2 separate regions of the Homo sapiens genome follow, and region 2 is linked to region 1. A link is a contact called in ENCODE Hi-C or POLR2A ChIA-PET data. All regions are on one chromosome and are shown on one strand. The core of a region is the stretch at or near the end of the contact, and the rest is flanking DNA. Distances in the headings are between cores, read along the strand shown.

Region 1 (3,079 bases), core at 412-2,911:
GGATTCCCTTCCTGTAACAAATGTACTTCTGAATGTACTCTACTGGGGGATGGGTAAATACATTGTACTATATCTGTACAATGGGATATTACTTGGTAATAAAAATGAACAAAGTACTGATACATGCTACAACATGGATGGATCTCAAATGCATTACACTAATTGAATAAGCCAGACATGAAGCTCTAATATTGTGTTACTCCGTTTATATAACATTCTGACAAAGGAAAACTATAGGGACAGAGACAAATTAGTAATTGTCAGGGGGTAAAGGCTTAACTGAAAAAGGCTAGCACCTGTGTGTGTGGTGTGTGTGTGTGTGTGTGTGTTGTGTATGTGTGTGCATATGGGTTGACAGAAATATTCTGTATTTTGATTGTAGTGGTGTTATACTACTCCGTATTTATCAAAACACACGGAACTTGATACCAAAAACACACAATTTATTGCATCCATATTAAAAAATAAATCTGAATAAGGTAGCAATAAAATATTCTAAGTTCAAAAACAATTTTAGTTGATATTTCATACTTCTTGGACTCCTTGAGAAGTTTGGAGATGAAAAAGCAAACAAAACAAAAGTAAAATACAAAAATCTTTTTCCTCGACCTTAAATTTCACAATCTAATGAACAAGATAAACTTGAAGGGAAAAATATAAAAAGCTTTATGTTGAGATAAAAATATAAAAAGCTACCTCTAGAAGAGGTAGCACAATCTCAACATAAAGGTATGCACAATCTAAAGTACGTGAAAGATCAATTATTACTGGAATAGGTGTTCCCTTCCGGGTCAATTTTACCTAACATACATTCTTATAGTGGTTAACTTTTGCTGCTAAAACAAAACCAGCTCCCCAAAAGTAAAAGCAGCTGGGGTTCCCATGGCTGCCTCAATGGCTCTCCATCCTAAGGTACAGCGTGAGGCTAGGGGTGCTGTAGCCCCTCTCCTCTTCCACTTCATTATCCGAACCACTGTTATTCAGCAAGGTGTGGCCTCTAACCCTGCCATTCTGTCTCTTTTCCCTATAGCTGTACTGATTCCACAGTGGATAAGACATTCTCCTCTCAAGAACTCATGGTTTTGGGGTGTGTCAGTGGGATATCAAGTAAAGTGAACAGCTTTTGGAGACCACAAAAGGGGCAAGGTTTATTTCTTTATCTATGATGGATATATAGATTTGATAGTTTTTAAAAATGGCTAAACTGAACTACTCGTGAGCTTTTTTTTCCATTTTTCCCATCCCCTGGGAGCCCACTGAGCAGCTCCCTCCCTGCCTTATCTCACCAGCTATAATAATGAGCTCCAGGGGGACCTTGCTACTGCCTTTGAAGTAACACATTTCTCTGAATGTCTTTGAAATTTCTCTTCGTACATTGTTTGTTTCTGGTTTACTCTGTCTTCTTGTAGAGGGGGGTCTGACAGTTGTTGCAGGGAGGGGGAGGTCCAGGATGACAGCTCAGGAATGTGTAAATTGAACAAAACAAAAACACAAACAAAACAAAATAAGAAAGAAAGAGAGGAAGAAAAAAAAGACTTCCCCACCCACTGCCAGAGCAGGAATGTAAGCACTTTCACTGGAGTTGCTGAAGCATCTTGCAGGCTGCAGGCAGAGAATGACAGCCAAGGACAGATGCAGCTGGGATGCCTGAAGCTGTCACAGAGGAAGTGGCCTGCTGGAGACAGGTTCTAGGGAGAGCAGAGGGACAAGCCCAGGGGAGGAGCAGAGAGGCAGAGCAGGAGAGGGACTCTGCCCTCTACTCCACTCCCCAGGATTTTAAAAGCATAAGAATCCTGAGGCTGAAATAGTTTAGGCTCCCCACATGCCAAGCAGAGAATACACAGCACATCTGTTTTGATGTGTATACTTTCTACATGGAAAGACCTAAAAAAATTTTTGAAAGTTCAGGAGAGGGGAGATTAGATTTAGCATTCAGGAGACCCAAAAGGTTATAAAATGCAGGAAGAAACCTGGTAGAACCTTGATTTAGCCATCTACTAACACTCAGGATGAAAGAATTAAATTTCACTCTACGGGGAATTAATCAGCCACTATCTCCAGTTGATTAGATTGCAACTTGATGGTGCAGTAGTGGGAATATAAAGAAAACCAGATTGCATTGGCTCTTGAAACATGAAGAGGGCAATCCCCTCCCCGGAAATCCAGTGTGTAATAAAAAAAACAGACTGACAAAGTCAGCGCAATGTTATTTGGCTTTATTTTCATAAAAATACTTGTCTGAGGAGACCATTAGATTTGGAAATGAGGGTTAGAGGTCAGGGGCCCTCAGGGAAACTTGTGATGCTCTAGCAGAGTAGCAGAAGGCAGAGTGCAACTTCCCCAGTTGAAAGGACACTGGGAGTTTTTACTTCTGCTTTTCTGGGCTCCTTCGGAACATTTGCCTGTGCTTTTATAATTACATCTCTGACTCATATCTGAACTTGGATTCCTGACTTCCCTCATCCTTGCCCTACACACTTAATTAAATTGTATAATCATCCTTGACTCTTCTAACTTCTCCTTCTTGCCCTTCTGACCCAGTCAGTCTCCAAGTCTTTATTTTTCTTTTGTGAGGTTTTTTTTTTTTGTTTTTTGTTTTTTGTTTTTGCTATCACTTCAAGTCCCTATCACCACCTATTTAAACTCTGTCAACACCCTTTAAATGTTCTCTCCCTAGCTCCCTCCTACCATTTACCCCTCCTCAATGTAGCTGGGGGAGCATTTTCAGTTGTGTTCTTTTGCCTCCCCCTCCCCATCTGAAGGTCAGGTCCATGTTTACACCCTTCTTTTTATTAGACCAGGGATCATGGATTACAGCTGAGAATTTCTAAAGTCTCATTAGGGTGGAGACCAGAGAACAAAAACAGATTTTTTTTAGCTCACATGGAATATTCACAAAAATTAAATTTGTAACAATTACAGAGAGAAAGGCTCAAACAATTCCAATGAATCAACATCAGAATATGTTCCCTAACTCTACTGAAATAAAGTTAGAAAAACAATAATTTTAAAAAGAGCCAAAAATGTTACCTAGTCCTGAAACTAAAAAGCCTGCTATTAAATTACCCTTGGGCTTAAG
Region 2 (3,079 bases), core at 295-2,794, 690 kb after region 1:
ATGCAAAACTGACCAAGTAAAGACTTATATATAGTAAAGCCCCCTCTCTTGTGGGGGAGTTGGGAGACTGCAAGCTTTTTAGTAACCATGGATTAATGTCAGTCAGGAAAACTGAGACTGAGGATGAGGGAGATGGGTAGAAAGAAAGACCTGTTATTTAAAATGTCTGCATTATTGTTGATTCTCTGACTCAATTTCTCAAAATCTAACTGGGATAAGAATAAAGCCTAAACATAAAAGAGTAGAGAAAGGTGCAAGGAGAATCAGGTGAGCACCCTAAAAATGTCTTAGTACAGGACTTATCAGGGTTCCTGGCTCTATAGAGATTCATGTTCAACCTCAATTAGCCATTCTGCTTTCCCCAAATTCCAGAACTATCTCCTTCTTAAGACAACTTGACTAGAAAATGAAAGCTCTTTAAACCTTTGCTTCCTTCCTTCACTTTTTCAATTGTCTGCTCTATATATCTTCAATCTAGACTTTCTGAGACAAAAATTATCGTCCCTCATCAGATAAACTACTCAGTGTCCTGTCTGTGCTTCTGTAATCAGATTGCATTATGATAATTTTTACTCACGGATATGTGGCTAAATATTCACACACCATTTTGGAGTGCAGTATATGCTGAGTGCTTAGGTGCTTACCCTTTTTATCCACAAGACCACCATTATCTTGAAGGTCCTGGTGACAATTTATCTCTCTAGCATAGTGGCAGGGCTGGATATGAATCCCAGTACCACCACTAACTAGATGTGTGAATGTGGGTAAGTGATTTAACATATTGATGCCTCTGTTTCTTTACGTATAGGGAATAATAATATTGACTTGCTCCAGAGTTTTTTGTGAGATTAAATATTTAGAAGAGCAGCTGATAGTTAGTAATGACCAGTAAATGTTCGCTATTGTTGTTGGTGGAGGTGTTATTAAAAGTGTAAACTCTGAAAGAGTATTTCCTGGGCTCAATTCCCAGCCCCATCATTTCTTAGCTGAGTTATTTTAAGCAAATTACTTGACCTCTCTGCATCTCAGTTGCCTCAATTGCAGAGATGGGGATGATCAAACTTACTTCAATGGGTTTAGGAAAGACTAGGAAGATTAATATATTTAAAGCCCTTAGAACAACATTGGCCACGTATAAAGTGCTCAGCTTCCTATTATGAATCAAAACTATTTTTGCTTAAATCTTTTTACTCTCTGAGTTATGAATTTAGGTTAGTTCTACATCCAAGATAAATCTCAATTAATTCTTCTTTTTTCTTTTCCCATTTCCTCCTGTCTCCCTCTCTTCTTTCCTTCTACTCTTTTCTTCACTTTTCTCTCTCTCTTCTTCTCAGTTTTTATTTTTGTAATTTGAAATCAATGTGCAAGCCAGAGCTTCTTTAGGAAAGACCATTCCTGAGAGAACAACAGGTAATCACTTTAAGAAAAAAAAAAAAACTATTTTAAAAGAAGTACAGTCCTGTGATACTTTTCTGAAAAAAGGAACATCTGCAGCTATTTGTCCTGGCATAACTTTGCTCAATCAAAATTGAATCAGAACGTTGCTAGGGGAAGTGAAACAGCATGTCTGCCCTCTCCCCTCCATGAACTGCTAAGATTGTGTCTTTTTGCAGAAGTAGGTATGTTGGGTTATCTAGTCAAGTTCTCAAGTAAACTCCTAGTAGTTACGTAGGCGATATATTGAGAATTAATAACATTAGTTCAATCATTTGATGAATGTGAAAGGCAGAGAGAAATATATTTAGTGTTTAAGAATAGCATTCTATTTTATTTTATTTATTTATTTATTTTGTTTTTGAGACAAAGTCTTGCTCTTGTTGCCCAGGCTGGAGTGCAATTTCATGATCTCGGCTCACTGCAGTCTCCATCTCCCAACTTCAATTGATTCTCCTGCCTCAGCCTCCCAAGTAGCTGGGATTACAGGCATGCACCACCACGCCTGGCTAATTTTGTATTTTTAGTAGATATAGGGTTTTACCATGTTGGTCAGGCTGGTCTCGGATTCCTGACCTCATGTGATCCACCCACCTTAGTCTCCCAAAGTGCTGGGATTCCAGGCGTGAGCAATCGTGCCCAGCCAAGAATAGAATTCCAAAGCTACAACTGAGAGTCTCACAGAGGAGAGAAAAGATCAAGGCTGGCAAATACCAGAAGCGAGAATAGAGGTCTAAAGAGGAAAGTGTTTTCTAATAAATTCATCCAAAGACAGAATGAAGACTATCTTGGATTTGAGGGAAGTGTTCAGACATAGGCTAGCTCATTACTAGAGAAGGATGACACATAAAACTGCATAGCACTGAAGTTTAGGTTCAGATGACCTGAGATCCTCACAAGTCTAAGACTCTTGGTGGTCTAATATGCATTTGAGAAAATAAATCATTCAGAATAAAACTTAAAACTCAAATAGCCACATAATTTGAAGCAATTCTGAATTGTGGATGCTTTATTTCCCTTCAGCAATCTAAGACATTTCTTTAATTTTTTTCTACTTTCCTTTACACATATGGCCCAGCCTGTATATGCAAAAGTAATTTACAATTCTAGCCTTCCTAATTTGAAATTCTACAAGTCCAAGAGAGTAACCAGATTATGAAAACACTTGATGAATCGCGCAAACCAGCAGTTAAATACTATAGTTTAAAAACTTTAGTCAAAAATATTTCTTTTCCTTCAGGAAGAAATATGAATGTTAAACATGTGGTGCCGTGTGGAAGCAAAGCTCCATAATTAATCTATAGAGCCATCACCACTGTCAAAAGCAGAAAGGCCCCAGAGGAAATAATTTTTGTATAGAATGATGGCAGCATTAGTGACAGCAGTAATGATAAGACACTGAAAAGTATGTGAAAATTTCCTTTACAATCCTGTGTGAGGTTTAATTATAAAAACTAGTATCTTGGACACTTAACTATTTTTTTTCAGAGGGAATCAGAGCTATTTCCATGAATTAATGTCTTAATCCCCACAACAATGAGGTCGTGGTCATCTAGTTGGTAAGTTGGAGGAAGAGGTTATGGATGGAGGCTCTCTAATTGCAGTACACGTGTGTATCAACCCAGACTACTACCTCCTAGAGCCT

The links. Hi-C counts contacts between places; a loop is a spot of excess contacts on that map. ChIA-PET counts read pairs that join two places held with the same protein, here RNA polymerase II (POLR2A). Pooled maps may share reads with other maps.
Region 2: a loop to region 1 is called in a pooled map, with 5 times the contacts of the local background. The contact joins two enhancer-like sites. A Hi-C loop is called at or near these places in 2 of 168 maps with a recorded cell type or tissue (dorsolateral prefrontal cortex and spleen), 2 of 37 single-sample maps with no recorded cell type and 2 of 50 pooled maps. POLR2A ChIA-PET finds 5 or more read pairs at or near these places in 1 of 52 experiments (OCI-LY7).

Annotation. Positions count from the first base shown.
Region 1 is chr3:117,034,275-117,037,353 of GRCh38, forward strand. The region is part of intron 1 of LOC124909415 (a long non-coding RNA gene); the gene reads right to left. Among named protein-coding and RNA genes, the nearest start is that of LINC00901, 110 kb to the left of the region's middle. Within about 2 kb of position 1,662, at least 8 of the 41 ENCODE cell types and tissues checked have a DNase peak (open chromatin) inside an H3K27ac peak, as active enhancers do.
Region 2 is chr3:117,721,492-117,724,570 of GRCh38, forward strand. All of the region lies in intron 1 of LOC101926953 (a long non-coding RNA gene), which reads left to right. Among named protein-coding and RNA genes, the nearest start is that of LINC02024, 32 kb to the left of the region's middle. RefSeq lists a silencer at 1,501-1,670. Within about 2 kb of position 1,545, at least 2 of the 41 ENCODE cell types and tissues checked have a DNase peak (open chromatin) inside an H3K27ac peak, as active enhancers do.